Linked DNA regions of Homo sapiens: region 1 is linked to region 2. Evidence: chromatin loops called from intact Hi-C (ENCODE). Cell type or tissue: dorsolateral prefrontal cortex. All regions are shown on one strand. Each heading gives the region's core, and the rest is flanking DNA. Links, peaks and the distances in the headings are about the cores only.

The links. Hi-C counts contacts between places; a loop is a spot of excess contacts. Peaks named below come from ENCODE experiments on the same cell type or tissue, not always from the same donor. Only the 100,000 strongest peaks of a DNase experiment are listed, where the experiment ranks them.
Region 1: a loop joins it to region 2, with 2.2 times the contacts of the local background. A loop is called at or near these places in 4 of 110 quality-filtered maps.

Annotation. Positions count from the first base shown.
Region 1 is chr10:47,357,056-47,372,942 of GRCh38, forward strand. It overlaps RBP3 (retinol binding protein 3), which reads left to right. Exons shown (of 4, transcript NM_002900.3): 4 at 47-826. The coding sequence ends at 402. It overlaps ZNF488 (zinc finger protein 488), which reads right to left. Exons shown (of 2, transcript NM_153034.4): 2 at 8,441-11,882. The coding sequence starts at 11,774. The coding sequence ends at 10,752. Among named protein-coding and RNA genes, the nearest start is that of RBP3, 17 kb to the left of the region's middle. In dorsolateral prefrontal cortex, for the core only: CTCF peaks have their summits at 4,339 (motif pointing right) and 4,544; a DNase peak (open chromatin) is centred at 4,366.
Region 2 is chr10:47,441,969-47,457,855 of GRCh38, forward strand. No RefSeq gene overlaps it. Among named protein-coding and RNA genes, the nearest start is that of ANXA8, 34 kb to the right of the region's middle. RefSeq lists an enhancer at 10,448-11,411. In dorsolateral prefrontal cortex, for the core only: no CTCF peak of the experiment used is centred there; a DNase peak (open chromatin) is centred at 7,723; H3K27ac peaks cover 458 bases.

The DNA.
Region 1 (15,887 bases), core at 3,018-5,517, 88 kb before region 2:
AGGGTCCTGACATGACCCCCATCCTGAAGGGCCTTATGTCTTCCAGGTGAACGCTATGGCTCCAAGAAGAGCATGGTCATTCTGACCAGCAGTGTGACGGCCGGCACCGCGGAGGAGTTCACCTATATCATGAAGAGGCTGGGCCGGGCCCTGGTCATTGGGGAGGTGACCAGTGGGGGCTGCCAGCCACCACAGACCTACCACGTGGATGACACCAACCTCTACCTCACTATCCCCACGGCCCGTTCTGTGGGGGCCTCGGATGGCAGCTCCTGGGAAGGGGTGGGGGTGACACCCCATGTGGTTGTCCCTGCAGAAGAGGCTCTCGCCAGGGCCAAGGAGATGCTCCAGCACAACCAGCTGAGGGTGAAGCGGAGCCCAGGCCTGCAGGACCACCTGTAGGGAAGGGCCCCATAGGCAGAGCCCCAGGGCAGACAGAACCTCTGGGACACACACCAAGGGCACTCCTGCAGGTGGCCCGGCCTGAGGTTCCCAGGAGCAGCAAAGGGGCCTGCTGAGCTCTGGTTAGGTTACAGCTGGAGGTGTGTATATATACACACACACACATGTATATACACATATATATGTGTATGTATATATATGTATATATATATGGCTTTCCAATAACCACCTAAATTTTAACAAAGGTTCCTTCTAAGTGGTAGAACTTGGGGTGGTATTTTTACCTTCCTTCTTCATACTTTGCTCTTTTTCTTAAATACTCATTAATGTGCATATATCATTATTTTCAGATGCAGCTATCATTATTCCAAAATACAAAATAAAGAAGATAAAATAAATTATATACCCGAGCCATTAACCACAATTTAGTGATCACTAGTGGTTGTTAAATCTCTTCTTTTCATGAGTTCTCCATTCACATTATTTAGATCTTCTGGATCTGCCCTGCTGACCTCTATGGACAGCTGATTTTATTTAAGATGTGGTGCAAGATGCTGTGGGGTCAGCAGGTGGCAAAGATCTTGTGGATCTTAAATAGGGAAAGGGCTGGTGCGGCCCTTCTGCTGGTGATGTACATACACTGGCTGTGTCTCTTCTGAGCCTCATGCCGGCTGCATAGCTGGCCACTCTCATCTTCTACCCAGGAGCCAGCTGAGACACAGACAAACTCCGCAGCTCACCCAAGGTCACACATCCAGCATGGTGGACCTGTGTCCTCCTTTGGGCCACCCAGCATTTGCAGCACCTTTGGATGATCAGAGAATCACTGCCCATAGGAATCAGTAGGAAACAGTGATGTCAGCCTTGCCTGGGTGGGAAACCAGCCCAGCCACTTCCCCAGCTGAGTGGTTCTGGGCAATTTGTTTCACTTCTTTGGGCCTCAGTTTGTTCACCTGTTCAATGGGAGAAATAATACTACACTTGGAGTTGTGAGAATGAAGTGAGTTAATCTAGTGTCCAGCCAATGTTAGCTGTCATAATTTCTCCACCACAAAGCTGAACACTCTGGAAGCCCCACTTTTCCAGCCCTTCTGGCAGTAGGGCATGGGCATGTGATCCTGCCTTGGTCAACCAGAAGCTCCTGTGCAAGATGTTTAATCTGGAGCAAGTGGCCAGGGAGCCTGGGCAGCGGCCATCTGCCAGAAGCCTAGTGTACAGGGACAGCACAGCCATGCCCTGTGCTTAGCAGGGACAGCAGCAGCACCCTCAACAGGTGCTTCCTCGACTTCCTGGTGTGACTTTGGCTGTGGTCCTAGTGGAGTGACCCATTGTCCCAACCCACTGCTCAGCCAGGTCCCCCAGCCTGCCCATCTAGGACTGGGCACCATCCGGGCTCCCTCCTGAAATCCCTGTCTGCTTCCATCCACCAAAGACTTCATTTTTCTGTAATGAACAGCACAGTCTGGTGCAGCTGGTTAAAGGGTAGGTGAGATCTGAACCCATAGCTGTACAGTTCCAAAGATCCTTCTGTTTCCACCACATCATGAAGACACCCTGGGCCTGATCTGGAAAGGGGGTTTGAGATAGAGAGGAGCGAGAGTCCTCTGCGTAGCAAAGAACAGGCTCAGCCTTCCTAAATGCAAGCTTTCTTGCATTGTTACCTGCTTGCAGGCACAAGACTGGAGAAAAAGGAAAAGGAAAACAAAATCCCATCAGGTCTCTTTTCTGGTGGGACAGCCAGATGGCCGATAGCTGCCTAGAAGTTCAGATGAGCCCTGGGCCCCTTCAACTCTCTATGCCCTGGTCTGAGCTCATGGCCTGCACCCTGCCCAACCCTACTTACCTCCAACTCACATCTTGCACACAGCCACACCTCCTTCCAGACACTCAGACTCCCTCAACTCTGTCCCCCCACTGCTCACCCAGTGTCCACCAATGATCAGGACCCAAGATAAGTTAATACCTGAGTTAATGTCACTCTGCTCTGCACCCAGCCTGCCATCGTCTTTCCCTTCCTTGTCTTGGGGTCCCAGCTTTGTGCTTAAATCCCTGACACAGCTTCCTGCCCCATCTCTGTGGCCTGACCTGCAGCTAGGGGTTCATCTTCACTGGAAGGGCATTGTTAGGTGATGCAGACACTTCTGGAAGGTCATATTTATCTGTCCCTCTTGCAGATGTGGTGAAGAGGTAAGTCACCCAGTACCAAGCAGGGGTTCATTTGACTGGCATCCAGGGGTGCTGGAGTGCCCCCAGGAGTCAGCTCAGCCCTGTTGTGACAGCATGTATAATAAATGGATTATAAAGGCCCTGGCAGGGACTCAAAGCTGGCTCTCTGGGGCAAGACAGGCCTAGAAGCTTCCCTATTGTTCACTATCAAAGCCCAGGCCACACTCTGGGCAGCCAAGCCAGAGTCATTGGGTAGAGAAAAGAACTCAGGGTATACTGGGCCCATCTCTCCCTGCCTTTCTTTCCCCTCCAGGGCAGATCCTGAGGATGCCAGGCCAGCCACAGGGCAAGTGGTGGAAACAGAGCTGTCTCAGACCTGGTCCCTGGCGCCAGAGAAGACTTGGGGGACTGGGTGTTAGCAGCAGGGGCAGGGCATGGGCACAGTCCACTCATGGGCATCTTTGCAGTCTGACCAGGAACTGACAGCACAGAGCTGGGGGGCATGGTGAGGGTGGTGACTCTGAGTGCTGGGGGCTCATTTCCAGATGCTCTCAGTCAGCAACAAGCCATGCCTCTGCCAGGCTCTGTAAGGAGAGGAAGGAAAAGGTGATCTTCACCTCCAAGTTCTTGCTGGAGACGTGGTGACCCCCATCCAGGGAAGGAGGGGCCAGGGACTATTGCAGTGATATGCTTCATACATAGGGAATGCAAAAGGACCACATGGGGACCCTCGCGGGCCTCCTGCTTTCAGGCTGGGCTGAAGCAATGAGGAAGGAGCTTCCTCTTCCTGTGTCCCTGTGTCTGCCCCGCACAGGCCTACACAGGAGAGGGCCCTGACTGTGCACCAGAGGGCCCTGGTTACCCACACAGCTGTGATGCGGTGAAACGATGTGACTCAGAAAGAAAAGCAATGCAACCGGTTCACACTCCAGGCCAGGAAACCCACCTCCAAGGTCCCTGCCTGGGGGCACCCACCTCCCATCTCCTGGTTCCTATGGGATTTAGCTGCCACCTGGCCTAGGTACCCTCTCTGCTTTGCTGACCAGGGCTGCCAGCACTAAAAATAGCCTCCTAATCCAAGCAGCTTAGAATAGCAATGGGATCAGACGATAGTGGCTTCCTCCGTCTTGCCCCAGGAAAACACGAGATGGCAAGATGAATGGAAAGAAAGCGTTAGAGAACCCCTCCCATTCTCCCTGCAGGCACTGCCTCCCCAACCCCCTTTCAAAACCGGTTTCTGGGCCGGGCGCAGTGGCTCAGGCCTGTAATCCCAGTACTTTGGTAGGCTGAGGCGAGCAGATCACCTGAGGTCAGGAGTTCAAGACCAGCCTGGCCAACATGGTGAAATCCCATCTCTACAAAAATACAAAAATGAACTGGGCATAATGGCGGGTGCCTGTAATTCCAGCTACTCGGAAGGCTGAGGCGAGAGAATCACTTGAACCTGGGAGGCTGAGGTTGCAGTGAGCTGAGATCGAGCACTCAGGCTTGGGCAACAGAGCAAGACTCCATCTCCAAAACCAGAACAAAACAAACAAACAAAACGGTTTCTGAAACTTCTTCTCTCCTAGGAAGTGTCACAACCCAACCCATGTTGGAGAATGGCTTATCTTTCAAATAAAAGGTTTATCCTATGAGGTTCTGATCTTGCTATGCCATCTGTAGACCTACCACATGACTTCTAAAAACACAACAAAATTAGGCAAATGACAAGGGTGTGTGATTCCCTCTCTGAAGGGAAGTGGCCTGCAGGAAGGCCTGCTGCCTCCAGATGGCGCCATCACTTCCCAAGGGAATGAGGAGTGCAAGCCCGGCCTGGGGGCTACTCTGGCCGACTTTCACCCCTGATAAGGGCTCTCTCTCCGTGCTCACAGGAACAGGGTGGTACGGCTGAGGTTAGAAGCGCCAGGCCCAGCACCGGCCTGTTCCAAAGCTGGGAGCATAACAGAGTAAGGGGTCACCGGCTGGTGGCGACCCTGCACCATCACCACCACTGACATGCTTCCATGAATCTATGTCACTTTGGCCATCAGTGTTTGCAAAACTATTGTGTCAGTTGACAACAAATTTCATATAAAGACCTGAACTCTGGCCTTTCTCGAGGCCTGCATCCAGCCTGGCTGTGCAGTCTTCACCCAGGCATTGAGCTCCCCACCATTGCCACTTACAGGCAGCTCCATCCACTCATTAGCCTACTTCAATAGACATTTGAGCTTAGGATCCCTGGCCTAGAGATGCAGGAATTGGCAAGAAGTTGAATTCTAGGAGCCCACCATTGTAGTGGTTTTACTCCTTTCCCAGGTAAAAACAGAAAGAAAACTTGACATTTGTTAAAATCGAGAACCAAAATGAATCTGAATTCAGAATGTCTTAGTTTAGCCTCATTAGCATATTTTGAGGACTTTTATAAATCTGAATTGAATGGCTGCCGCTGGGAGATAATTTATTAAGATAGAATTTGCCATGTTTCCAGCTACTGTGGATATTTTTCCTCCTCTGTTCCATAAGGTCAGCCAAGACTTTCTGCTCATCGACTCAGTGTCTTCGTGTCACATGCCTACCAACAGCTTTGCCAGAAAGCCACCAAGGCCCTAGATCCTAGGAGAGTGGAGAACAGAAGCAAAGCTGGCCAGAACAGCAAGGGGACACCCTGGGGCACTAAGCGACAGGGTACAATCTTGAGGTGGGGCATTGAGGAGCTTTTGTGAGCTTGAGAGACAGGTTAGGAATTCAATAGTGACAGGGTGAGTATCTTACCAGGCCCACAGGATGGGGTGCTGAGCGATTCAATTAGACATAGAGAATTTAAGGAATGTGGTAATTCTTGCCCAGGATTGTAAAATTAATACCTGCTGATGTGATACATTGTGGCAACATCTCATGCCAACTCTTAACTGGCATATAGAAGGTGACTGCCTAGTCCATCTGGGCTGCTATAACAAAATACCATAAACCGGATGACTTATTAACAACAGAAATTTATCGCTGACAGTTCTAGAGGCTCGGAAGTTCCAGATCAAGGTGCCAGCAGCTTTGGTGTTTGGTGCCATCTTCCTAGTTGGGAGATGGCAACTTTCAGCTGCATTCTCACATGGTGGAAGCAGGGAACTAGGTCTCTGCGGTTTATTTTAATTTTTTAGAAACTGGGTCTCACTGTGTTGCCCAGGCTGGAATGCAGTAGCACAATCATAGCTCACTGCAGCCTTAAACTCCTGAGTTGAAGTAACTCCCCCACCCACCCCACCCATCTCAGCCTCCTGAGTAGCTGGGACTATAGGCACACACACCACCATATACAGCTAATTCTTGTATTTTTTGTAGAGGGGGTGTCTCACTATGTTGCCCAGGCTGGTCTCAAATGCCTGTCCTTGAGCAATCTTCCCACCTCAGCCCCGCAAAGTGCTGGGATTACAGGCATGAGCCACTGCAGCCAGCCACTGGGGTTTCTTTCTTTTTTTTTTTTCCCGAGACGGAGTCTTCCTCTGTCACCCAGGCTGGAGTGCAGTGGTGCAATCTTGGCTCACTGTAAACTCCGCTTCCTGGGTTCAAGCAATTCTCCTGCCTCAGCCTCCCAAGTAGCTAGGATTACAGGTGCCCACCACCACACCCAGCTAATTTTGTGTGTGTGTGTATTTTTACTAAAGATGGGGTTTCACCATATTGGCCAGCCTGGTCTCAAACTCCTGACCTCATAATCTGCCCGCCTCGGCCTCCCAAAGTGCTGGGATTACAGGCATGAGCCGCTGCACCCAGCCTCTTTTGTAAGGGCACGAATTCCAACCTCCCAAAAGCCCCACCTCCTAATACCATTACCTCAGGGGTTAGGATTTTACATAAGTTTTGGGAGACACAAACATTCAGACCATAGAAGTGGTAGAGAGAGCTTGAGCAAAACCATGATTTAACATGTCTACTCTCCAGGAGATACAGGAGGGCAGAAATGGAGAAGGGCTAAGAGAGGATTTGACTCCCAAAGAGACTCTGGGAACCCAGCCTGGTGATAATTGGGACTGCAATATTAACAAGCTGTAAACCCATCACTTCCACGAATCACTTTTGAGTTTGTCCATTTAAATGGCAGGCTGTGAGCAATTTGGATCTACATCCATTTTTACCAAAATTAACTCCAACTTAAAAATCAGAGTTGGGGGAAGATAGTGTGTTGTTTTTCATAACTTCAAATTTTCCTAAATGCCTATCCTGCTTGGGAATGGTGTAACTGGTCAAGGTTACTAATAATTACATGTGAGGCCGTTCTAATCACATGCAGTGTAAACTGTCGTTTGGCCTAGCTGAGGTTCCTCATGGATTGTGGATGGGGCAAGGTCCAGACCTCTCAGTGGTTCTAAACTTGACCTCACCACCACTTGCCCTGCAACGCTGAGCACATCAGCTCATGTCTGTGGACCTCAAAGTCCAATGTTGTACAGGGAGGGTGTGGTCTAGAAATCTAAAGTCCCTTCAGTTCTAAGTGTCTATCATGTCTTGGCACATTTCTGCCTTTCAAAGAGATTTCACAGAAATTACAAACCAATCAATTAAGCCAGAGAAGGACAATTGTGCACAGCATTTGATAGATCCTAAAACCCTCCCGAGAAGCTGATTTGAGTTGTGGCAATTGCCAGGCCAGAACCAGGCATCTCACTCATTCATTCATTCGACAAATGTCTGTTGAACACCTACTATGTGGCTACATTTCTCTAGATGCCAGCAATGCTGCAGGTAAAAAAAACCCACCAAAAATCCCTCACAGAGCTTACATTCTAGTGATAGGAGACACGGTAAGCAAGACAAATCAGTCAAAGACTTAGTATGCAAGATAGTGAAAGTGCTGGAGAAGGACGATAGGAAAGTGTGTGTGTTTACGAGTAGCAGGTGTGAATTGAAATTTGAGACAGGGAGCCTACACCTGCTGCTGTCCCAGTTCCTGAATCATCCAACCACACTGGGCTGGGCAGACAAGTGGCAGGCTAAAAAGGACATGAGCTCAATCTGGGGTCCTGGAGTCTTATTCTTGCACTGATGCTCCTGAGCCCATGGTCTTAGGAAAGTTCTTGACCTCTTGGAGTTTAATGTCATCTGCAGCAGAGTGGGAATTATTAATAACAATCTGCCTCCTGGCTGCTGCGTGTCAAGTGCATAGTGTGGGGCCTCATGCCGAGACCTTGAGTTGCCCTTTCCTGCCTCACCTGAGACAGCACACGGGGAGGCTCCCATAGCTTCAGCTGCCTTCTGTGCTCAGCCTCTCCATGTGTAAATGACACCCCCACACAGCACCTAAAGGGGCCAGCAAGGCTGAGCTTTCCTTGTCTTGTCTTAGTGAGCAAGGGACCTCCCAGTGTCCCTTTGGGAATGATGATGCTTTATTGGCACCTGCAGGGAGCACCCTTCCCTCTTCTAGATGTGGAAGACAATGAGCTCAGGGGGTCCAGGCCCCCTCCTCCAGGCCACGCTCCCCACTGCAGCTGGAGAGTACCCCCAAAGTGCCTCTCCGAGCCAAGCCCTCAGTCCCCTCGGTCCAAACCGCTCTCCCGTGAGGCCCTCCTACCCCTGCCCCTCCATCTCCTCCTCACACCCTGACACAATTGCAGACTCTGGACTGATCTTTCTCCTCAGCCACTGCTCCCCTGCCTGCATCACCAAATCACCGGCACATACTTGCCTTTGAGGCTCAGCTCAAAGTGCCCAGGGATGCTGAATAAATGAATGGAAATGGACCCACTCACTCAATCCCTTGCCTGGCCAGGGAGACAGCGTAGGTGAAGGAAGCTCAGTACACATGGAGCCTTCCAGCTGCATGGCAGCCTCCTGCAACCCTCCACAGCCAAAGGAAGATTGCACACATATTCAGACCCAGCTTCTCACACAGAAATTATTTCCACAATATTTATTATGCACCAACAATATGCCATGCCCTGTTCTGGGCACCAGGGATGCACAGTAAACAAACCAATCTCTGTTCCCAAGGAGCTGACAGTGTGGAGGCAGCAAATCAACAAGACGACAAACAGAAAGATGGTTGCAGATGGTGAGACATGCTGTGAAGGAAGCAACAGGGTGATGCGGCTGAGAGAGGCAGAGGCTGCAGGGCTGCTTTACGGGGAATCTGGGAGACCTCTCTAAGGAGCTGACCTGCGAGAAGAAGCCCTGTGGAACCATAGCAGGAGCAGCACCATGAAGAGCTAGATAGAAAATGTTGAATGAAGCCCAGGCTTGAGAAACGGCACCAGAGCTGTGGTCAGAACACGGGAGCAGACAGTGGAACAGCAGCGAGGTGGTATAGCGGGGTCCCCTCTGCCCACTGCCACCTGTGGGCCTCATAAGGGCAAGCTCGGCCCATGAAGGTAGCAGGTATAGCTTCAGGGAAGTGTCAGAAACACTGGAAGTGTTATAGCATCATCTGCAATTGACTCATTGTAGAAATGGAAAGGAAACAGCTCTTGCCTTCCAGGGCTATTGTAGGACTCACTATAACATCTGTATTCTTCCAGTGCTTATGCTATTGCCTGGCACACAGGGAGAGTGAAATGAGTGCTTGCAATTAACATGAGGCAGGGACTTGTTCATGAAGCAGCTGGCAGGTCCTGCTGGGGTTAGGCCTGTAAGTGTGAAGGGCAGCCACAGGGTTGGAGGCATCATCTGAGTTACACTTTCAGAAGATTATCTGGTTGTGTGTGTGTGGACAATGGATGCGTGCATGGTGAGAGGCAGGAATGGAGGGAGCGAGGACATCAGAGCAGCCAGGTGGGAGTGCTGCTGCCTGGAACGGTGGACAGAGGAGAGCAATAGAAGAGGTGCAGTCTGGGAGGCTGGCTGAGATCCCCACCTGCTCAGCTGGGCTTATTCCCAGCCACAAGCCTGAGATCTGTGCTGGGGACTCATTGGAGGGCTGGAAACTGCATATCAAAAGAACAATATCTGACAGTGAGGTGGAAACCAGTGCAAAAACGACACTGGCTTGGAAACTCCCCACAAAGGGCTTTCACGCAGACTGACCTGTGGAATGTCAAAGAGTACAGCCTGGGCTCCACACATCCTTAGGAACAAGGGCTGATGCGGGTACCTACAACAGCTACTGACCGAAACGCAGTAGATAATAAATGGTACCTAGAATGCTCCCCAGCCTCACGATCTGGAAGCCTAGTTTTTGCACATGTCCTATTCTTGGAAGGTAAAACAGCATGTGTGTAGGTGGTGGGGAGGGGGTTCTATTTCCCCGTATTCATATACTCACAATGTGAAGAACTATGGACCAGGTATTGGCTGGAATTACCTGTCCCAATTCCTCACCCTCCTGTGGAGGGGATGGATGGTCACTCCCTTGTCACAGCTTCACCAAGGGCAGCCTACACTTTTCCACTCCTTAATATTGGGCCTGGTCCTGCCACTTGTATGGGCTGAGAGGACATTGGCAATGTGACCCAAGCAGAGGCTTGAGGTGTGCTTGTTAGACTCACCCTCCTGTGTTCTTGGCATGACCACGAGAGAAGCGTGCTCGCTCTGGGTAGCCCACCAGCCGAAGAAGAAAACGAATATGACTTGATCAAATCTGAGACTTGCTGCCAAGCCCAGCCAAGCTCAGCTTAACCTGAGCCAACCCACAGACTCACGACTTAGGCAGATGCTTTAGCTTGTCTGCCATGGAGATCTTGTTAATAACAATAGCTAACTAGTACAGACATCATCACAAACCTTGTTGACTCAGTGCTCAGGGTCTGCAGGCAGAATGCTGGCCACTTTCCACACACCTTTCATGTGACCTGAATGCCAACCTAAGACACAGTGTTATCATCTCCATTTCACAGATGAGAAAATGGGGACTCAGCAGGTTAAAGCTCTTTGTCCAGGGTCACAGCTAGTATGTGAAAGAGCCCAGATTCGAATCCAGGCTTGTGTGCCTCCAAAGCCCATGATGTGTGCCAGGAGTTGCCCCTGCTCTCTGTGCCTGTTAGGGCCTCTACCCTGGATTTGCAAAGCCCATCACTTTATTTCAGGACTTCATTTCCTTCAAAACACATCATGCAGGTGTGGCTTTTTCAAATTATGCCTGAGCTGTTTATCTATGAATGCCAAAAGCAGCAGCTCTGCAAAGGACCATGACAGCCCCCTCAACGCAGGCCCAGGGAGCCCCCCTCTGCCAAAGGCTGGCTGCTGCACCCAGCAGGTCATTCTGCGGTCACCTGCTAGCTGTGAGAAGTCATGTGCCGGGAGAGGTGGTGGCGCTCCCGGAAGTGCTCCTGGCACACAGGGCAGGCAAGGGCCTCTTCTCTCCGCTTCTGAGAATGTGGGTCAGGCCCCGCATGCTCCTTTTTGTGGTGGGATCGCATGTGAAAGACCAGGTCGGACGTTAGGCGAAAGGACAGGTTGCACTTTGCACACCAGTTCTGGGTGGACAAGCCCAGGGAGGTGAGGGTGGGTGGCAGGAGGGCCCACGAAGTGGTGGAGGATGATGAGGGTGGGGGCACCTGGGCCTGGGTATGCTCCAGCCACAGTGTAGGGGCACCCAGAAAAGTGCTACAGAGTGGAGCATTCTGTGGCAATGCTTGCAAGTTCCACAAATCACCAACCAAAAGCTTGGGAGTTGAAAGTCGACCCCAACAAGCGAGGTCTGTAGTGTTGAGGAGTCCAGACAGCTCCCCCAGGGCATCTGCAGATTCCCCTGCAGGGAAGACTGAGGTTAGCTCAGGCCTCTCTGCTGGTCGCTTGGTTGGTTTGCTAAAGGCGCTTCTTTGCTCACTTCGTGCTCCGCTGGGCCACACAGAGAAGACTTTGCTGCCAGCTGGGCCTCTGGGGATGTTCTGGGTCAGCTGTGGGGCACCAGGTTGGCCTGTGGGGTCATCGTGCTCCCTCTCCTGGGCCTGAGCATCCACCTGCCGGTCCTTCATCCTCGGCAGCTCCGTGAAGGCGCTCTGCCTCTGCTCTCCACGTGTCTTCGGGGGCAGCGGCTTGCCAGGTCGGGGCTTGCCTGGGGCTACCAACAGTGCCAGCTCCGCACTGCCCACATCCCGGCCCGCCCTGCCCACAGCAGCCTCAGGGCCCAGGCGGTTCGTCTTCTCGAGCAGCACTGGCTTGCAGCCCCGGCCCAGCTCAGGTTCGCTAAGTCGCCATCTGTTTTCAGCCGATGGGCTCAACGGGGCTCCCTTCCCAGCTGCCATGGTGATCACCAGGGCCGGGGCCACAGATAAGCAAGGTGGCCACTCTGGCATTCATCAGTCTTTGGGGGTTTGGGGTTCTGGAGGGCTTGGCCCAGCAAGGAGCCATGAGATATGGAAGCTCCCCATGACACTGGGCTGGACACACTCGGCCACAGGGCCCTGCAGAGAGAGGAAGCGACAGGCAGTGAGATGGGCATTCATCACTCAGGCACAGTGCATCATGAGCTGGCATCAGACAGGACCCTGATGCTCAGGCCTCCTCCGCTGTCTGTGGGATGGGTGTGCTGACTGCACCACCTCTCAGGAGACAAGGAGCATGGATGGCACCATCCTCCAGGGCCCACCTCCCTGAGGCAGAGTAGGGACTGAGGTCTCTGCTGAAAATGCCCATGGGCAGCAGCCTCTACAGCTCAGTAGAGAGAAACGTAGGATTCCCCTGTCAAAAGTGGTTCCTGGGGATTAACCAGGCATGAAATGGAGAGTCTGCAGGGGAAGGGAAAGAGCCTGCTCTGGGGGCTGCATTAGGGCCTTGGGGGCCCTTCAGAAGTTTCTGGGTCATCTGTCAACAAGTAGACTCCATCATGAGGAAGCCATGCACCCTCAGCCCCTGCTCCATGCTCGAGCTACCTCTGGCCCTGGCTGAGTGCTGAGGGCACAGGGAGGCCGCAGCATGAGGGTCGCAGTGTTGGAGGACCATGGACTTCATGGTCTTTGCTCCTCATGCAGCCCTCTCTGTCCCGACCCTAATTTCAACCCATTGCTCCTCGGTCTACCAGACCTGCCTCCCAGCCTGGTGGCCCCTTTGTCCACATCACATGCCCTGTCAGCTTCTGCGCGGTCTCTGATTTTCTCAGAGCCATGCTTCTTGTGAGAGTCAAGTGTCCCCACTCTTCCCCCAACTCCCAAGTACATGTGGGCAGCTTCATTCCCATCGTACCTGTGAACTCATTCCAAAATGCACCTCAGGCACAGTCTCCCCTTGAGGCTTGCCCAGTGCTCTCAGACACAGACAACACTCCCTCCTCCATGCCCTCACTGTCCTGGGCACCAAAGGCCTGCATGCACCACGTGCAACATTATATTTACTTGTTTGTGGTCTGCTAGAAGGCAAACTCTAAGAACCCAAATATGTCAATTCACCTTCACATCTGTAGTACTTAATCAAGCCTGCAACAGGACAGGAGCTCAGGAAGCCTTTGCTGAATGAATGAATGAATGAATGAATGACAGGACAGCAACTGTTAGAAAGAAGTCAACTTCCTCCTCCCAAAGAGTGTGGAGACCTGCTCCTGCACAGAGAGGAGAATGTGAGCCCTCCATATTCCCATAGGGCCAAGGGAGGAGACATCCGCATGGTGAGAAGGGCGAGGAGCCTACTGCAGCCTGCCTCTGAGCTTCTCCACCTCCTGCTCCTTCCCTGTGCTCCTTGCTGGGCACTTGGCCCCTGCCCAGTCCATAGCTCAGGCGCAGGTGGGGAAACCACTAGCTGTAGCAGAAGGGTATGCTTTGCTTTCCAACTCTGATGTAAAATCAAACTATGAAGCTCCACCAAGGGCGTCCAACCTATTCCCATTTCCTCATCTCCCCTTGGTTCCAACCCCAGTGAGAACCCACCCAGCTTTTCCTTAGGGAAATAGCCCACCAGCCTGTATTCTGAGAGCTCTCTAAGAATACAGCTGATTGGCCTGTGGGTGCCAAGAGTCACCTTAAGGGTGGAGGTCACACAAGGGCCTGGAACTCTGAAAGTACTCTCCCTCAGGCGCTGGACTAACAACAGTCTGACCATGGCTGGAAGAGGCAGGCTGAAGGGTCAGATCTGCCTAACAGGAGAGGGAAATGAGGCATGGTTTATAGTGGTGAAAGCAACAAGCAAGTAAATGCGTAACTCCAGAGACATGGTGAACAAAGCAGGATGCATACGCAAGACGAAGCACTGTGCAGCCTCGGACAGTGATGCTCGCTATGCTTATGAACGAATGCTGAGGAGGCAAAAGGACAAAAAGATTATAGATTTGGTGTAACCTATTCTATGCACACACACACACAAAATGCATACACCAAAGGAAAAACCCCAGGAGGAAACACAGAAAATGACCACCAGGTCATTTGTTCATTGATTCCCTCTTCCGTTCATTCCGCAAGCATTCACTGAGAGCATGCAGCATGCGGGCCCTGTGCGAGGCGCGGTAGTGACAGTGGTGATGAGGCAGTCCTGAGTTCAGCTGTACAGAACACAGGGACCTGCACATGTGCCAGTGTTGCAAACAGGCAATGGTGGCATCTAAACTGAGCTCTGAGGACCCAGAAGGGACTGCCCAGGGTTCACAAGAAGCTTGCATGGGGCCTGTGGTGTGGAAAACCTGAGGGCTCTCTGGGGAACTGAGCCTAACATAGTTCTGCAGTGGGAGAGTGCCCGGGGAGGGGCAGGATCCAGAAGCCAAAATAAAATGGACCTGACTGTTTTTAGAAATAAATGATTCATTTTTTAAGTGTGGCTATAAAGACTACGCAATAGTATGGGAAAAAAAAGCTTATAATACAATGTTAGTGTCAGATATAAACATGTTGTAAAACAAAACAGGAAAAAAGCCTATCTACCAAATAAACAAAAACATGAAAGAAAACATACCAAAGCAATAGATATGTGAAAAATAATTTTTACTATGTACATACACCATATAACATATAGTATACATAGTATGTATACATAATATACCATATAATACACTATATATGTAATGTGCTATATACTATGATGATGCTAGTATCATGGAATTTGGGGGAGTTTTTTCTCAACTTTCCAATATTTTCAAACTACTCTAGTCTTATTTTAGCATTTTGTTTTGTTCTGCAGTCAACTGTTTTAAAGGCGGCAGTGCCCTTTTCTGCTTGGTCGGGGTCAGAATTCTGTAAGGGATTCTCACGGCCCAGTGGAGCTGAAGCCTCTGTGACTTCAGAGATGCTACTTTCCTAACTGCTCCAGGAAATCATTCTGAGGTGAATTCCTCCCACTGTCTACTCTCCTTTGGAAAAGAGGAGTCCTAGCCCCCACGCTGGAGTGCTCTGGCTGGAGTTTCCTGGGAGCGGAGGGGCCTTCCCAGTGGGTGGACTATTTCTCATGGGGGCTTCACAGTCTGTTTCACACTGCCTAGAGAGACCCCTCCTCTGCCAAGCCTGGAACTGAGCATTCCCTGGGCCACAGGAACAAAAGGAGAGCTTTGGAAGAAGGGTGAAATGCCTGGGCACTCAGATCAGATCAGATCAGCTTTTAGGCAAAGTGCATTTCATTTTCTGTTCATTCATTCACTCAGTAAACATGCAAAAAGCACCTACTATGTGCCAGGCTCCAGTCTACATAAGACTGGTGACTCTCAACACTGACTGAATTCTAAGTAGTTGGAAATGACTGGAGAGTAGGGTGAGTGTGCAGTGTGGCCTGGAGAATGCATGTGGAGTTCAGAGTAGGAAGGTCCCCTGTGGAGGCCCAGAGAAAACTTCAGGGCTAGATGCAGTCCTGAAACAGCAGCCCTGGCCCTGCCCATGCTTGAATGCAGGAAGAGAACCTGAAATGTGGGGACAAAGAGCAACTGGCCAAGAACAGAGCCGGTGATGCTCAGGGGAGGGACACCCTCCTGTCAGCCCTCCCCACCCACCCCTTCTATGCACCAGCCTGTATCCAGTAACATGTCGCAAGGTCTTTGCTGGAAGCTCAAGCCTCCTCTGCTTTCTAAGCATGGAGAAGACAGAGACCAGTGTGAAGTATAGGTCAAGAAAAAAAATAAAGAGAAGGAGAAAACAGAGAAAATGCATAAAGATTCCCAGCTTTAAACCTTCTTCCACCTCCATCGTTGCCCCAAATTCCTCCAGGGCTCTCTGTCATGAAAATTTCAGAAAGTGCATGAGAAAACTTTGCAAATGAAGTCAGGGGTCACAGGCAGGGGAAAGTACTGGTCTCAGACTAGGCCAGATAAAGAAAAATATCAAAGACATCAGGAGAGCACCGACCTCGCCCATGGGATGCCTGCCGCAGTGAGATGCCACGCACCTGGCCTAAGTGAGAGGTGGACACACTCCCCTGGCAGCCACCATCTGGGGGTTCAACCTCATGTGTGTCCAGAGCTCTTGATGGGTGATGGAGGGATGGGCAGAGGCTGCTTCATCCCC
Region 2 (15,887 bases), core at 6,415-8,914:
GCTGAGATGAGCTTACAACAGCTGCAGACAGCAGGGGCTGAGATGGAGATCTGAAAGCAGAAGCTCCAGGCACCCACATCCCCAGCCCCTAGAAGACCCGACCATGTCTCAGGCACCCTCCCTCACCCCTCTGCTTTGAGGGCTCTTCTCTGCATCTACTAACTTTGCACGCCAAGGCTCAGCTGTCTTCTAAGCCTGAGCCTCAGCTCTGATCTTGCCTCTGATAAACTGCCTTCCCTGAAGCTCCGAGGGAGGGAGCACTCTGATCTCAAAGCCCCAGAGCACGAGCACTTGGCTGAGTCTCTTTCCCCAGCACTAAAGATAGACATTTTCTGTCTCTTTCTGTCTCTCTCCTCTTCTGACACAGGTTTGGGAGCTCTTTCACCTCACAGAACCATTGTCTTCCCTTCCCCAGGTCACACCAAGCTCAGAACTGAATTCAAAGCAAGAATGACCAGAATGTCTACAGGTTTGGCCCAGACTTCAGCCTGGAGGTACAACAACAGCCTCTCTCTACCTCTTCTCAGGGCTCAGGACGGCTCAAAAGCACATTCCACCTTCACCGCCACTCCTAACTACGAGCCAGCTGGGCCCAGAGCCCGGAACATACCACCAGGATGTACCAGGACAGTCTATGCCTTCCTGGAGTGGCTCAATCATGGGCAGCCTGAAGCCCCCTCTTCACACCCTAGAGACGGCATCCAGACTCCAACCTAGGCCCAAGGAGGGCCTTCCTTCCTGGTCAGTGATCTCCTCTGTTCCTTATTGGGCTGATCCAGGGAATGTGTCCAGTGCAGCCCTCACCACAGACCCTGAGGATCAGATCATCCCTCAGGCTCCTGGCTCAGTCTGGGCCAAGGATCTGACCACGGGAAGCACAGGAAGATGAGCTCCAGGCAAACCCAGGAACCAGGGCCCGAGCAGGGAAGCTCTCCAGTGGTTTGGGAGTAACCATCACCAGGTCTTGAATGCTGGTCCAAAGAGGGGCAGGGCAGTGTGAAGAGCAGGAGCCAGACCCAGTTCACATCCAGCTTTATGAATCTCATGCTTTGTAACCTGGAACAAGTAACTCAACCTCTCTGTGCTTCAGTTCCCTTCAGTAAACTGGGATAATAGTAGCATTTACTTGTATAGTTACTGGGAGGATTAAAATAGTGAAAACGTGGAAAGTTCTTAGTCTAGCAACTGGCCCACAGGAAGACTCAATACGTATTAGTCCTCATTATGTTACAAGGAGGAGGACAATCTTAACAATTTGCTTTCTCATGGTTCCAAGGTGATGACCAAGGAGGGTATCTTTACTCCCTGTTAGAACAAGTCAGGGTTGCCCACACAACCTTGTCAAACACACCCAGCAGCATTCCTGGCCTCAAGTGACCAGCAAATGAAATGAATGGGTTCCATGTCCAGACACAGTCTGGGGGGCCCATGGGCACCATTTCGATGTGCCTTGTGCAGCCCTCCTCAGCAGATGCCTGACATGGCTCTCTGAAGAGCCATGATCCCAGAGGGCAATTGTCAAGGGCAAAAGCCATGGCCTTCAGCCCACTGGGAAGGTCTCTGTGCCCCAGCTCACCCAGCCCCTGCACTGGCACCATATCTATGGCACCTGGTTGCAGCTTGGTGAATAAGGTTGCACAAAGTATCCTGACTGCCCTGAAAAGCAATGTGGTCATGAGGAAGCAATGCAGCTTAGACACTGCCTCCAGAAGGCATCAGGATCCTTCAGCTCACCTCAGCTCTGTCCCCAGAAACACACCCAGATAAGACTTCAGTCTCCTCCTGGGGGAGGGGTCCTGGCAGCCTTATGGGTTAGGGGATGGCCACTGTGGGCCACAGAGAGTTTGGAATCTGGAAATAAAACGGTATTTTTGATGTAGGAGGAGGAGAAGCCAGGGATAGTTTTAGAGGAAAAGTACAAAAGTTGGAAGGACATGTGCTGGCTGAGTACAGGTCCTGAATTGAAACATGAGGTGGGAATGGGGCCTGGGCAGGAGCTGGTGGAATGGGAAAGGAGCCCTGCTTTAGGGGGGCACACAAGGGTAAGGCAGGTGAGAGGACCATGCTCTGCTCATTGAGGGAAGGTGCCTGAGACCAGGGAATAGAGAAGAGGAAGGCAAGAACAGGCCAGAAAGCAGCCCAGGACCCATGGTGGACATCCCTTGGCCACTCGGGGCTGCAGTCAGGCCTTTCTGGGCCCTGGTGGGGATGGGATGAGGGCCGTGTGTTGCAAGGCAGTGCAGGCTGCTGGCAGGTGACTTCCTCCCCCTGGATGCTGTGTTTTGGCTTCTCTGTGCCCCACACTCTGGAGAGACACAGGCCTGGCTTCCCCAGATGCCCACTGAGGCTGCATATGAGCCTGACACTCCCAGGAGGAAGCAAGAGATCTGACCACAGACAGAGCCAGGACCAAGGAGAGGGAGGGCAGCACCAGGCAGGAACTCTGGGATCTTTTCCCCCTCAACACTGGCCACTCAAGCACGCCCTTCATCCCTGTGCTGAAGCCCCCTGCTGCTTCCTGGTTGGGCATGGGGACTGGATCCTGCAGGCAATGGGGAAGCATTTCTAAAGGGTGTGAACTGAGTAGGGTGACCTCTGAAGATGGGTAGCTGGTGTATCTGGAACCATCTATCTCCCCTTCCTCCACACTTTTTGATACTGTCTTTCCCACAAACCTCTTTTATGTTATGTAAATGGTTTGCCCTGCAGCCTGTATTGGGTAGAAAACAAGGCCCTTGCCATCAGGTTTCATCATCAGACTTATCCAGTACGTTAGTCACCTTAATGGTGTGGACAAGTTTGGAACCAGCACTGGGGGAAAAAAATTTCATATAATGCCATCCATTTAGACATATGACCCCAGAGCAAGGTAGAGCATCCCCCATCAAATCTAGTACAGGATAGATTCATCTTATAAATGCACAGAGCTGCATGCACCAGCAGCCCTGTGGTCCTAACACCTCAGGACCCACCTCAGTCCTGGGGGACCTTCCAGATTTGGGGCAACGTCAGCTATACAAGTCCTGTTTTTTGACGTGGCTTCCCATTCCAGTCTTTTTTATAGACTCTGTACTATATACTTTATTTTTTAACCAAATGATATAGTTTGGATATGTGTCCCCACACAAATCTCATGGTGAATTGGAATCTCCAGTATTGGAGGTGAGGCCTAGTAGGAGGTGATTGGATCATGGGGGTGGATTTCTCATGAATGGTTTAGTACCATCCTCTTGGCATTGTCCTCACAATTATGAGTGACTTCTCACAAGATCTGTCTGTTTAAAAGTGTATGTCACCTCGCTGTCTCTCTCTTGCTCCTGTTTGTGCCATGTGACATGCCTCCTTCCCCTTCATCTTCTGCCATGAATGGAAGCTTCCTGAAGTCTCCACAGAAGCCAGGTAGACATCAGCACCATGCTTCCTCTAAAGCCTACAGAACCATGAGTCAATTAACCTTGTTTTCTTTATAAATTACCCAGTCTCAAACATTCCTTTATGGCAATGCAAAAATGGCCTAATACACTGACAAATAGTACTGTTACATATTCATAGGATACACACAACAAAGAATGAAAGAGATTGACAAAGATCTACAGGATGTATAGGACACCATTAGGTGAACAAATATTAATATTATGAGAATTCCAGAAGAAAAGCAGAAGGGGAAAGATGAGGAAAATACATCTAGTGAAATATTATTGGAAGACTTCCCAAGTCTTAGGAGAGAGATACATCCAGGTCCAGGAAGTTCAAAGAACCCCAAACAGATTCGACTCAAACAGATCCTCTCCAAGGCACATTATTGTCAAAATGTCAATAGTAAAGACAAAGAAAGAATTCTAAAAGCAGCAAGAGAATAGTCAAGTCATATATAAGGAAATACCCAGTAGACTAACAGCAGATTTCTCAGCAGAAACCTTACAGGCCAGGAGAGAGTGGGATGATAAATTCAAAGTACTGAAAGAAAACCACTAACAGCCAAGAATATTATACCCAGCAAAGTTACTCTTTAGGAATGAAGGAGAAATAAAATCTTTCACAGACAAGCAAAAACTAGGAAATTTATCACAACTACACCTGACTTCCAAGAAATGCTCAGGGAAGTCTTGTATCTGGAAATGAACAGATAATAACCACCATGATGAAAAAATGCAAAACTATAAAACTCACTGGTATAACTTATACACAAAGGAGAAAGAGAAAGGAAAATCATTAGATAAAACAACCCAATCACAAATATAAACAATAAGAAGGGAAATAAGGAACAAAGTCCTTTGGTCTTTTTGTTTCAGGGGCACAGGAAGTCAAGGAGCCCTGGCACTCTAATTGAGCTGGTTTGCTGCTTCCTATAGCAAAGAGACAAGGGGAGACTGAGTCAGGGTCGGGGGTATGGAGCTGTGGGGGCTGAGTTTTCCTGAACTCAGCCCTGCCTGTTGAAGGCTAGAGTGCCCAATACAAGAGAGCCCACAGGGCTATGGTTAGGAAGGCCTGTCCTATTGCCTGTCCCTGACCTCAGCTGCACATCCCTGTGTTGCAGTTAGGCTTAGGGCTAGGAATGTTGGTCCACTGTTAGAGCCTGAGTTGCCTTTGCACATCCATGGGAAGCTTCCTCTCTCACCATCAATGGTCCAGGTGGGGCCCTTGGTGAGGTCACTTAGGCCTGTGTTCCCTGAGACTGGGATGAGCTCAGAAGGCCTTGAAATCTCTAGTCAACATCACAGTGAGGAATGAGCAGGACAGAGACCTTGCCTGGCCCCCTCCTCCATCCAGGAAGCCCTGCACAATGAACAGTGGCTCCTGGAGAGCTTGGAAGCCGATTTTTAACAGTCAACCCCACTCCATCTCAACCCTCTTTTTACTTTTTTTTTTCAAAAAGAAATATGTAGGGCTCTTTGTACATGTTGCCAGCAGGAGAAATGTTCATACTGAGAGGATTTGAAAGGGCACAGACCACTAGAGCACAGATAATGTATTCAAGTTTCTTAAGTTCTTAGAACATTGCTGGGGTCATCTCACTGTCCAGGCTCAATATTTCTTCATTCCTTTGAAGGCAATTCAGAAGATGGAATATTTCAACTCTGGATGTAAGCACCTGCTGTCCCCATGGTGGTCATGTAGGGGGAATACCAGAGTCCCTGGGTGATTTATACTCAGCACCTTCTTTCTCCTGGGCTGATAAATCTCAGCCTGGGGGCCACCATTTACATCGTGGGTATGAGCCAATGTGAGTAGGAGCGGGTGACTCAGAACAGGTGGCAGGTGTCACTCTGGAGCCTACTGGGGAAAGGTGTCCCAAGTGGCTCTCCCAGGGCCACCCCATCATCTAACCTGCCACAAGTGAGTTGGGCCGACCCATGGCCACTGCAGAAGTGATTGACCAGCAGATCGTATAAATCCCACCACACCAGAGGGGAGGGCTGAAGAGCTCCTCCGCTCCCCAAGAGTGGGCTGCTGGCTGGAGAAGCCTGTGGCCCTCAGAGCCTGACATTCTGCTGCCCCCAAAGCAGACAGACATTGTCCCCTGAGCCTGGGATCTGCTGCATCCTCACCCCCTGGCCGGGAGTCCAAGCCACCTCCCATCTCTGTAGATAACAACAATTGCAGACAGCCTGGACCATGTGTTTGCAGTGGAGAATGGCTTCAAGGCCCTGAGAAGCACCATTGATGCCATGAGTGGGCTGATGTGAGGGGCTGAGGCGCCTGGCTCCTATGGCCAGAGGCTCACTCTCCCTGCCCTGCTCCACCCCTCCTGTGTTCCAGCTCACATCAAAGGCCTGCACTGCAGTTAGGTCTGCGGAGCCCCCACTGTGTGTGCAGGAGGTAAGAGCTGAGGAGGCCCTGCTGAGGGCAGAAATGTCTGTGCCTACGTCTGGGGGTGAGGAAAAGGCTGTGGTTTGTGTGTGTTGCCTGTGTATGTGGTTATGTGTGTTTGTGGTGTGTGGGTGTGTGTGTACTACATGTGTGTGGTATGTGATGGGCATATGTGTGTGCATTTTCTGTGTGGTGTGGCACATGTGTAAGTAGTGTGTGTTTGTGGTGTGTAGTATGTGTGTGTTGTGATGGTGTGCATGTGCTGCGTATGATGTGTGTGTGTGGTGTGTGTGGTATGTGACATGTATGTAGTATGGGTAGCTGTCTGTATGTGTGTATAGGGGTGTGCAGTGTGTGAATTTGGTGTATTTGTTGTGTGGTGTGTGTGAGGGTTCAATGTGTGTGTGTTTTGTGTCTAGTGTGTGTTTTTCTGTGGTGTGTGGTGCATTGTGTGTGCTATTTTTGTGTAATGTGTTGTGTGTTTGTGGTCATGTGTGTGTTGGGGGTATGTGATAGGTGGTATGTGTGTAGTATGTATACATGGTTTGTAGTGTGTATGGTGGCTGTGTGCGTGTAGAGGGTCATGTGTGATGTGTGGGTGTTTTGTGTGTGGTATGTGTGTGGCATTGCATGTGTGTGTGTGTAGTGGGTGCGTGTGATAGGTAATGTGCATGTGGTATGTGTGCATAGTGTGTGGTGAGTGTGGTGCTTGTGTACATGTATAGGGCTATGTGTGATGTGTGTGTATTTGCTGTGTATGTGATATGTGGTATGTGTGGCAGTGTCACTGTGTATGTGTATCTTGTGGTGTGTTGTGTGTGGTGTATGGTATGTTCTGTGTGTATCAAGTATGTGTGTCTATGGTGTGTGAGTATGTGTATGTGCTGGGTGTGTAGTGTGTGTGGGGTGTGTGTGTGTGTGATGTGTGTGTGCTGTGTATGGTGTTGGGTGCATGCTGGGTGTGTGTGTTGTGTGGCAGAGAGGGGAATGTGTGCCCTTTGTGTGGTGCGTGTATGATGTGTGATGTGTGTGGTGTGTGTATGGGATGTGTGGTGTGTCTTTGGTATTTTTGGTGTATGTGTGTTTGCTATTTATGTGTGTGTGTGCTTTGGGTATGTGTGTGTGGTGTGATGTGTGTGGTATGGGGTGGGTTGAGTGTGTTTGTGGTGCAATCTGCATGGGTGGGGGGGTGTGGATGTGTGGCCCACATGAGTGTGAATGTGAGTGTCTATTGCTGTGGGGGGAATATGCAGCGGTGGTGGTGTGAGTACCTGTGTACAATTCTTGTGTTGTTACCTCACAACAATAAGTTTAACCCTAAAGCAAGAAAAGACATGTGTGAGAAGCTCTCAGGGAAACACCAGCAAATGGCATGGAGCAGCAGCTAACCCAGACCACAGGCCAGGAGCAGCCAGGCCTCCTCTCAGGAAGGCCAGGCAGGTGCAGGAGCTGAAATATCTGTGTAATTTACCACATCAACAAAACGAGAAACAGGAACCAGGCGGTTATCTCAGGGGATGAAGAACAAGAAGTGGGGGCGTCAGCATCCTGTGAGCAGAAGGAAACCTCCATAGCCCAACAAAGGCGTCCACACAAACACCCTCAGCTCACCTTGGCCCCACAGGATAAATCACAGCATCTGTCTCTGCTGTCTGGGACATGGTGAGGATGCCCTCTTACCATCCAGGGTCCTGGCATGGGTGGTGACAGCCCTGTGTGGTCCTCTGTGATGACCTCATCTGTCCTGACCTCTGCCTGTGTGTGCTGGGGCTCTGCTTGACCAGCATTTACACAGCTGCAGCTGCTGGAGAGGAAGGGAGCCCTGGGCATCCTCCCTCCATGGGGACAGCATAAGGCTGGGTGCCACTGGCCCCAGACCAGCAGCTGGGCTCTAGCCTCCCTGTTTCTCACTGCAGGGTGCCCTGGCAGTAGGCTGTGGGGACAGACACACCATACATGTCTGAGCTCTGCTCCCCATGGGCACACTACCAGGAGCAAATTGTCCAATGTCAGCAAGCTCCAGCAGTGCCTCCCATGAACAGAAAGGACGCTGTTAGGCCTGTCTTGAGTCCCAGGGCACTGAGCTCTGCGGGGACTGGCACAGGGCTGGGAGCTGGTAGGTCCCAGAAACAGGAGCTGCGCTGACACTTCCATGATTGGTCCTGGGCTCTGTCCTCGACCCTGCCTCTCCCCGATGCAGAGCTGAGGATGGGGGTGGAGTAGAGAGTTCCCCTCCCCGTCGGGGTCTCTTTCTGTTGCTCCTGATTTAAAGCTGCTCAGTCGTGCAGCCAGTGTGACAGCTGCGCTCCTCTGATGATGTCCCCTGGACATGCACAGGCTGTGGCGTCTGAGCAGCCCTGGCAACCCCAGGTGAGGATGTGAGTCGTCACTCCTCCCTGGAGGCAGCTGAGTCAAGGTGACAGGTGCCCTCTGCCCACCAGCTCGGCCCTCTGCCTCTGCTCACGTGGCCCGGCAGTCACAGCACTGACCTGTCAGTTGGCCGACTTGTGCAAAGCTGCCCCACATGGAGGGTGACAGTCACAGCAGGGAAAGGCCAAGGCAGAAGCTTGAACCCCAGATGCAACAGAATGAGCCCTCTCAGCAGGCTGCCACCAAGAAGCCAGGAGGGTTCTAGGGAGCCCAGGAAGGAGGCCAGGGACAGAGGCAGAATGTAACTTGGAACCACCCGTTCCATGAAGGTCCAGAGCAGCCCCTAGCCCTGCTCAGGGTAGCCGAGTTGGGCTGGCCAAGGTGTGCACCACCCAGGCTCAGATGTACCTTCCAGTGTCCAGCTGGCAAAGGCCCTTTAGAAACCTGAGCAGGGAGATGTTGAGAGTGCAGCCTGGGAGCATCACATTTGGAAGCAGCTGCTGTTGGCCTCAGCTGTGGGAGAGGACCCAATGCTTGCACTGAGGGGACCCAGGCCTGGGAGCTCAGCACAGGGCACCAAGCTGGCCTTTCCTGCTCTCTCTCTCACAGTCTCAGTGCCCCCACAAGTTTCTTCCTAAGGAAGCATCATGGCCATTGGATGGGTGACCTCAGAGGCCAAACAGGAGATACCATGAGGAGGAGCAGGCCAGGACAAGCCAGCTGAAGTCGGCAGTTGGAAGGCCTTGGAATGAAGGTGGGCCCTGCAGCTCCCCATGTGAGGAGGGTGAAGCCCCAGGCCCCAGCCAGGGGCCGACATGGAGGGACACCCACTATTCCTGCCATTCCCATTTTACAAAAAATCTAGAAATTTGCATTTTTAGAAAGAATGTTCAGGTTTGAGACAGGGTCTCACTCTGTTGCCCAGGCCAGCATGCAGTGGCACGATCATGGCTCACTGCAGCTAAATTTTAAAAATTTTCGTAGAGACAGGGCCTCATTATGTTGCCCAGGCTGGTTTTGAACTCCTGGGCTAAAGCGATCTCCCCACCTCAGCCTCCCAATGTTCTGGGATTACAGGCATGAGCCACTGTGCCTGTCAAAGTTGGGCTTTTAACTGTGGGCTCCCGTTTTTGAAAATCCTTGAAAGCCTCAGAAAGCATGTCGGCAGGCCAGCTTCACCCACAGCCCGCCTTGAAGGTGTGACACTGCAGAAAGACAAGAAGCAGGGTTCAGAGAAAGCTTTCCTTGGGTGCATAGACCAGGGGCACCCCAGGCGTCAGCAGGGATTGGAATGCACAGGGCCAGGGCCAGGAGGCGGGGTGGAGGCCAATGCCCTTGGCAGCTGCAGACCTGTGGGAACCCCAGCTGGCTCCTGGGGCCAGCCCCACCTGCCCTGTGTCCCCTGTGGTGTTTGTCTCAGGGCAGGAGCCACAGTGGTGGAAGGACACACTCCCTGAGCCTCAGAGTGGGTGCCCGGTGGTCCTTGTTGGATCAGGAAGAGCAGGAGATGGGGAATCACCTGTAGGTCTCTGGAATCGCAGCTAAAACAGGGCTTCTGTGATGGATTGCCCTGAGCAGGGTCCTAAGTGGCTCGCCTGCCGCACCCGTGTCCTGGCCCTGCCGCTGTGGGTGTCCTGCCTGCCACAGGCACACAGAAGGACAGGGAGGAGAGACCCCGAGTGTTCAGCAGCCCTGAAGAAGGCATCGAGGCCTGGGTGCTCAGCTGAGGCATGAGACATGGTATCTTCAGGCAGCCTTGTGGCTCCACTTACACCTGACATCAGGGAGGGCCTGGCTGAGTGCACAGCCTGTACCCCTGGGGCCTGAGAGAGCACCACAGATTTCAGGGCGGGAACATCACGCTAAGCCCACCCTGTGCAGGGGCCAAGTGAGACCTTTCCTGGGCTCCTTGCTTCAGGCATGGTGGGGAGAGGGCCCTTGAGTACTCAAGGTCCAGCCGCCTCCTCTTGGACCCTCAGTGACACCAGGTGAAGATTTGGCCCAGCGGACACACAGACATTGGTTGAGACACAGCCGCTTCCTCACAGCAGCCTCTGGGAATTCAGTTTGGGGGAGGACCCCCAGGAACAGGGAGGTTGGAGGGGAGGCAGCCACCCATTCTTCCTCACTCAGCCTTTGAAGGGCCCTGCCCCCACTGCCTCTCTGCATCTCCCACCACAGTCCTCCCCCATAGACTTGCTTTCTTCCCCCTCATGCCCACTTCAGTCTCTCTCTCCCAAACCCACAGCACAGGAGGCACACACCCAAGCCTCCCGTCTCCCACAGAGGGGAAGCCTCCTCCCTGCTCCCCGTCAAAGCTGCAAGAGGGGCCCAGGCCCCCTCCCGTCCTCAGTGTCCTCACCTCTCCTCTGTGCTTCGTTCCCTCTGGGCTCAGTTCCAGGCATCTGCATTGGAAGTGTCCTCACCTCCCCGCCTATCAGCTCTGCAGTGCCCTAGGGCTGTGCCACCTCCAGCACCATGGACACTTGTTCCTCCTGCCTCCCTCCAGCTTCCCAGCCTGGCCTGGAACTCAGGACTCCACCCAGTGGCTCCCCTGTCTGGGCCCACCAACTTCCCTGCGCTAAAGCCTCAGCACTCCCCGTGGCTTTGACCCTGTCTCCCTCCCCCACCGGCCAGGGCGGAGAGGGACACACAGAGAGCAGCTGCCAGCATAGGCAGGTGTTCACAGGATACACACACTTGCCCCGCCAGCCCCTGCACCCAAGGAATCCTCACAGCCACCTCCCAGGGAAGGAGGCAGGGCAGAGGGAGGGCAGGGGAGGGAGAAGATCAGGGAGGCCGAGAACTTTCGGAGCACAAGGACCTGCAGTAGCAGTGCAGCCAGGGGCCGGAGCGTTCAGGGAAACAGTCATTGAGATCAGGATGGGCACTGAGTGGTGTCCTGACCAGCCTGCCATGTGTGCTGTCAGGCTCCCAACCAAGGTCTCAGGGAGCCCCTCAGCTCCCTGGAGCTCCCTCTGGCCCAGCCCCTCAGGCCTCCCTTGGGGGCTCAAAGCAGCACTCCCCTGCCTAGTGTGAGTGTGAGCTGCAGGACGATGCTGTCCTCCATGCAGTAGGTGATGAAGGACAGCCGTGTTCTCGGGCTGGAGAGGAAGCACGTGGCCCTGAGAAGCCAGAGAAACAGCCAGGGCGGGTGACACCCATTCCCCACCTCCCACCTCAACTCTTCTGCTTTGGGGCCCCTTGCTAGATATAGGGAGGTGAGATAAATGTAGTAAAGCACTCTGAGGCCTGTGGAGAAGAGGGGCCCACAAAGGAGAGTCAGGATGGCAACTCGCTGCATCCCCACAATCCCAGCACCCCCAAAGACACTTGCACTCACCACACACACATGCACACACACACCACACACATGCACCACCACACACACACACACACAATCACACAGACACACATATGCACATCACACAGACACACATATGCACATATGCACACACACACCACATGCACACACAAGCACACACATGCACACACACCACATACACCCCGCACACACACATATGCACACACATGTGCACTCACACACTCCATGCTGAGCATGCAGGAAGACAGACACACAGCTCTCACAGCTGGTCTCCCTCTACTGGAAAATTCTTTGCCTCTTCACCCCATTCCCCTCTCCTCTCCCTCATCCCTCCTCCACCTCAGAAACCCAGCAAACAAGGCAGAGCAGAGGGAACACAATTCAGGCCAGACCCACAGCTTCCCCACACCATCTTCCCATCACCTGCATTTACTGAGGTCAGACCACAAAAGCCCTCTGGGGCCACCATGCAGCTAGAGGGTCCAGTGAGCTGCTGGGGTCCTGAGTAGTTTGAGGAGAGTCCCCTAGAGTCCCGTAAGCAGCAACTTCTGGTGCAAGGGCAGCCTGGGGCAGGCCGATGTGTGGGGCAGCCTGCCAGCACCTGCCACCCAGTGCTGGAGGCCGGGAGCACTGGAGAATGGAAGGACAGCACGGCTCAGCCAGGACCCAGGGGCCCATCCAGTCCTGACCCTGTGCACAGGCTGGAATGCTCTGTGCCTTCCCTCCTAGCGTGTAAGCATGGTTAGGTCCTGGGGGTTTGGATGTGCTCAGCATCCTGCTTGGCACATGGCAAGTGCTGAATTCATGTTATTTCACATTCTCCACCTGTGCCCAGAGACCTTCCCCATCCTTCCCAGGCTTGAGCTTTGCCCCCACTGGGGTCCCCAGCAGAACCCTAGGAGAGTGGGCAGGGGCATGTAGCAGGAGGCGGCTGAGAGGACCCTTTGGACACTCACTCCCACTCTCTGAAAGAACAGGCTCAACAAGGCTGCCAGCCCTCAGCGAAGCCCATCCATTGTCCAACCAGATGCCAAAGGGGGAAATCACCACCCTCTGGGTTGTGCTAAAGATCAAGGGGGAAAGACCTATCCAGCGCATCTCGGAAGTCCCTAGGCTGGGCAGGGAGGATGGACTCCCCTTCCCTTCCAGCAAGCAGGGAGCTCCTCTCATTGCTGGCTTTGCTTAGAAGTTGGTGGGCTGGGGTCTGCATTCCCTAAGCATCAGCATCCAGAGGGAATGAGAAAAATCAGAGGGAGTTCAATGGTTGCCTCCCCAACGGGGTGAGCTGAGGATGTTGGAGTGAGCTGAGGATGGTGGAGTGGGCTGAGGATGCTGGAGTGAGCTGAGGATGGTGGAGTGGGCTGAGGATGGTGGAGTGAGCTGAGGATGGTGGAGTGAGCGGAGGATGCTGGAGTGGGCTGAGGATAGTGGAGTGAGCTGAGGATGCTGGGGTGAGCGGAGGATGCTGGAGTGACCTGTCCTGCTAGACACTTCTCATGTGCTCCTTGTGCACAATATCCTGTTTCTGGTTTCTGTCTCGGTCAGCAGTGCTGCAGGGCAGATGCTGCTCAGGTCTGTCTTTGGAGTTATTCCACCTTTTGTCTTAAACTCTCTGTTGTGTTTCATTTCTCATTGATGAATTTTAGAACTTTGGTCCTTTTAAAACTGCATTTGTATTAATTAGCTGTTCTTGTCATATAATTTTATTCCTTTATCTTGTTTAAACATTTCACACTCCCTCATTTAAATATTCCTTTTAGATCACTCCATTCTCTTTACTTTCTGGGACTTGAATCTCCTTGTTTCTTGTATTTGCTGCCTCTCTTTGGGATACCTGGGAGTTTTTCCTCTGCGCTCCTCTTCAGTAGAAAATGACGTTCCATGAGAATCCTGGTTTCCCTGGATGAGGACGGTGTCTCCCGGGGAGAGTTTCCCGTTTGGCTTTGTTGGAGCCTGGCAGGTTCTCTCAGTTGCAGATGGGTATAATGTTAGCTCCTCAGCTCAGAGTTTCTGCACCAGCTCACCGCAGACTTGGGGCCCTGGTTTCCCACAGATGCCCAGGGCAGGGGGCCTTCCTCTGTGCTAGGTGCTGCTCCGTGGTATTTGTTCCATGACTCTGCAAGCATTGTTTTAAAAATCAGTTTGTAACATCGGCCTAGTAAACAAATGTAACACTTGTGTCTCCTGGAACAATGGACTGTCACCACCCCCTTCTCATCTTCATGCCAGTCCTCAGGGAGGCCCCTGCGCCACTGATGTCTGAGGCCACCAAGGCAGGAAGACCCTGGGGGGAGGGTAAATGGGAGATGCCTCTCAGCCCCTGTGCCTGCTGTCCCCTGGGCCCCAGGGTAGAGCTTCTGCAGACTTTGTTCCTTCCCATTTCTGAGACAGCCTGAGCTGGGGCCACCCTTCCCTTCATGGAGTCCCAGCTGTCAAACAAACACCTCCAGGGCCATCTGCTCTCTGAGCAAGAGTTTTCCTCCTGGGATGCCCCCACCCACCCACAGAAGCAGGGATATAGGGAAGAAAGGACCAGGATTTCTGGTTGCAATAATTGTATCCGTGAGTTTGAGACTCCCAGATTACCTTTGGACTCATGAGCTGAACTGCTGGGCATTCTGGCCTGGATGTCCCTGGAGCCCAGAACCTCCACAGGGATCATGAGCAGGGGGTCACTGCCCCAGAACAATGAGGGCACCCACATGGTCTACCCTGGCTCCTCACTCGTCAGAGGAAATGACGAGATTCCAAGGTCCCCTCCGGTATTGCAGGCTGGCCTGAGCCACAGGGTCCTGACCCAGCATGGCATCAGACGCCTGGAGCTCATCCTGCAGGAGCAGCCATAGAGGAGTCCCCGGGTGTGCTGGGCAGGGGGGACATATTGAATCTCATTCACTCTGGACAGCTGTGGTCTCTGCAGAAGCCAGGAGGCCTGTGGCCCCCAAACTACCCATAACGATGCAGTCCAGCTGGAACTGGGGCCTTTTGGCTTCAAAACATGTTGGAGTCTTTCCCCAGAGCCCCATTGTCTTTTAGAAATTACCACTTAGAGAGGGTAGTGCTGCTGATAAAGCTTGGCATGCACTGAATTGTGTCCTCCCCAAATTTATGTACTAAAGTCCTAACCCAGATTCCTCAGAATGCAGCTGTACTGTGTTTGGAGAGGATTTGTAAAGGTTAAATTAAACAAAGTCATTAGGGTGGGCCCTGATCCAGTACGACTGTTGTCCTTATAGGAACAGTTTAAGAAACAGACATGCACAGAGGGAAAAGCATGGGAGGACACAGGAGGAAGGCGGCCATCAGCAAAACCTGGCTCCATGAGATTCAGAGGAAAACAACCCTCCCCACACCTTGACCTTGGACTTGCAGCCTGCAGAATTCTGAGGAAAAAAAAAATGTCTGTTTTTTTGTCACTCAGTGCGTGGGACTTTGTTCTGGCTGCCTAGTGGACAAATACAATGGCTTTGCTGTTAACAGCCCAGACCCATGCTTCCTGCACATAAGGCATGGGACTCCCTCTGCCCAGGCCCAGCCCTGGTCTCTGAGCTGGCATGAGCTCACCAGGTAGGCTGCAGGCAGCAGGCAGGAGTGGGATCTGATGGAAGGGGCGGTGCCAAGGCAGTGAGGGTGGCAGAGGGATGCTTGCTTTCCCATGTGGCTCAGCTTCGTGGAAGCATCTGGAGCAGGAGTAAAGGAAGCAAGGTGACAGGGGCCACTCATGGGGAGACAGGTGAACAGGCTCCTCCACTTGCTGGAGACAACTTTGGGGACACCTGCTCTGCCCACAGCCACACCCTCAAACTTCTCCATACCCCGTGCTGGGTCCAGCAGCAGCCCTGATTGTATGGTATGACCTTGGTGGTCAGATCAGGCATAGACAGCTTGACCCAGACTATGGGATCAGAATCTCTCCCCAGCAAAGTGGCCATGGGGTCATCTGAACAGAGGATGAGCAACCGCAGACTGCAGGGCTACTAGCAGCCAAGTACACAGAGAGGCAGAGGTGGGGAGAAGACAGCAGAGCTGAGGCCGCATGGCCCAGGGAGCAGGGAAACCTGAAGGAGACCCCAAGCAGGGGTCCTGTGGGCTTTCCAATGTCTGGTCCTGCTGAGGCCTGGCTGCCCGGGTGATCATGAGCCAGCAACCTATAGTCACTACAGTCCTGTCCTTCTGGTCTCCTCTTGGGTCCTGCCTCTGCATAGCCTGTAGCCAGGCTCAGGCTGGGATCTCCCATATGGACTCTAAGGCAGGCTTTCCTATACTTTCCATGGAAATTCTCCAGCTGATAGAGGAAGTGAACACCCCAAGCTGGGGCCACATTCTCAAGTGGTCTGTGAAATTTTTGCAAGGTTTGTGGTTCATCTCAAAGATTCATAAT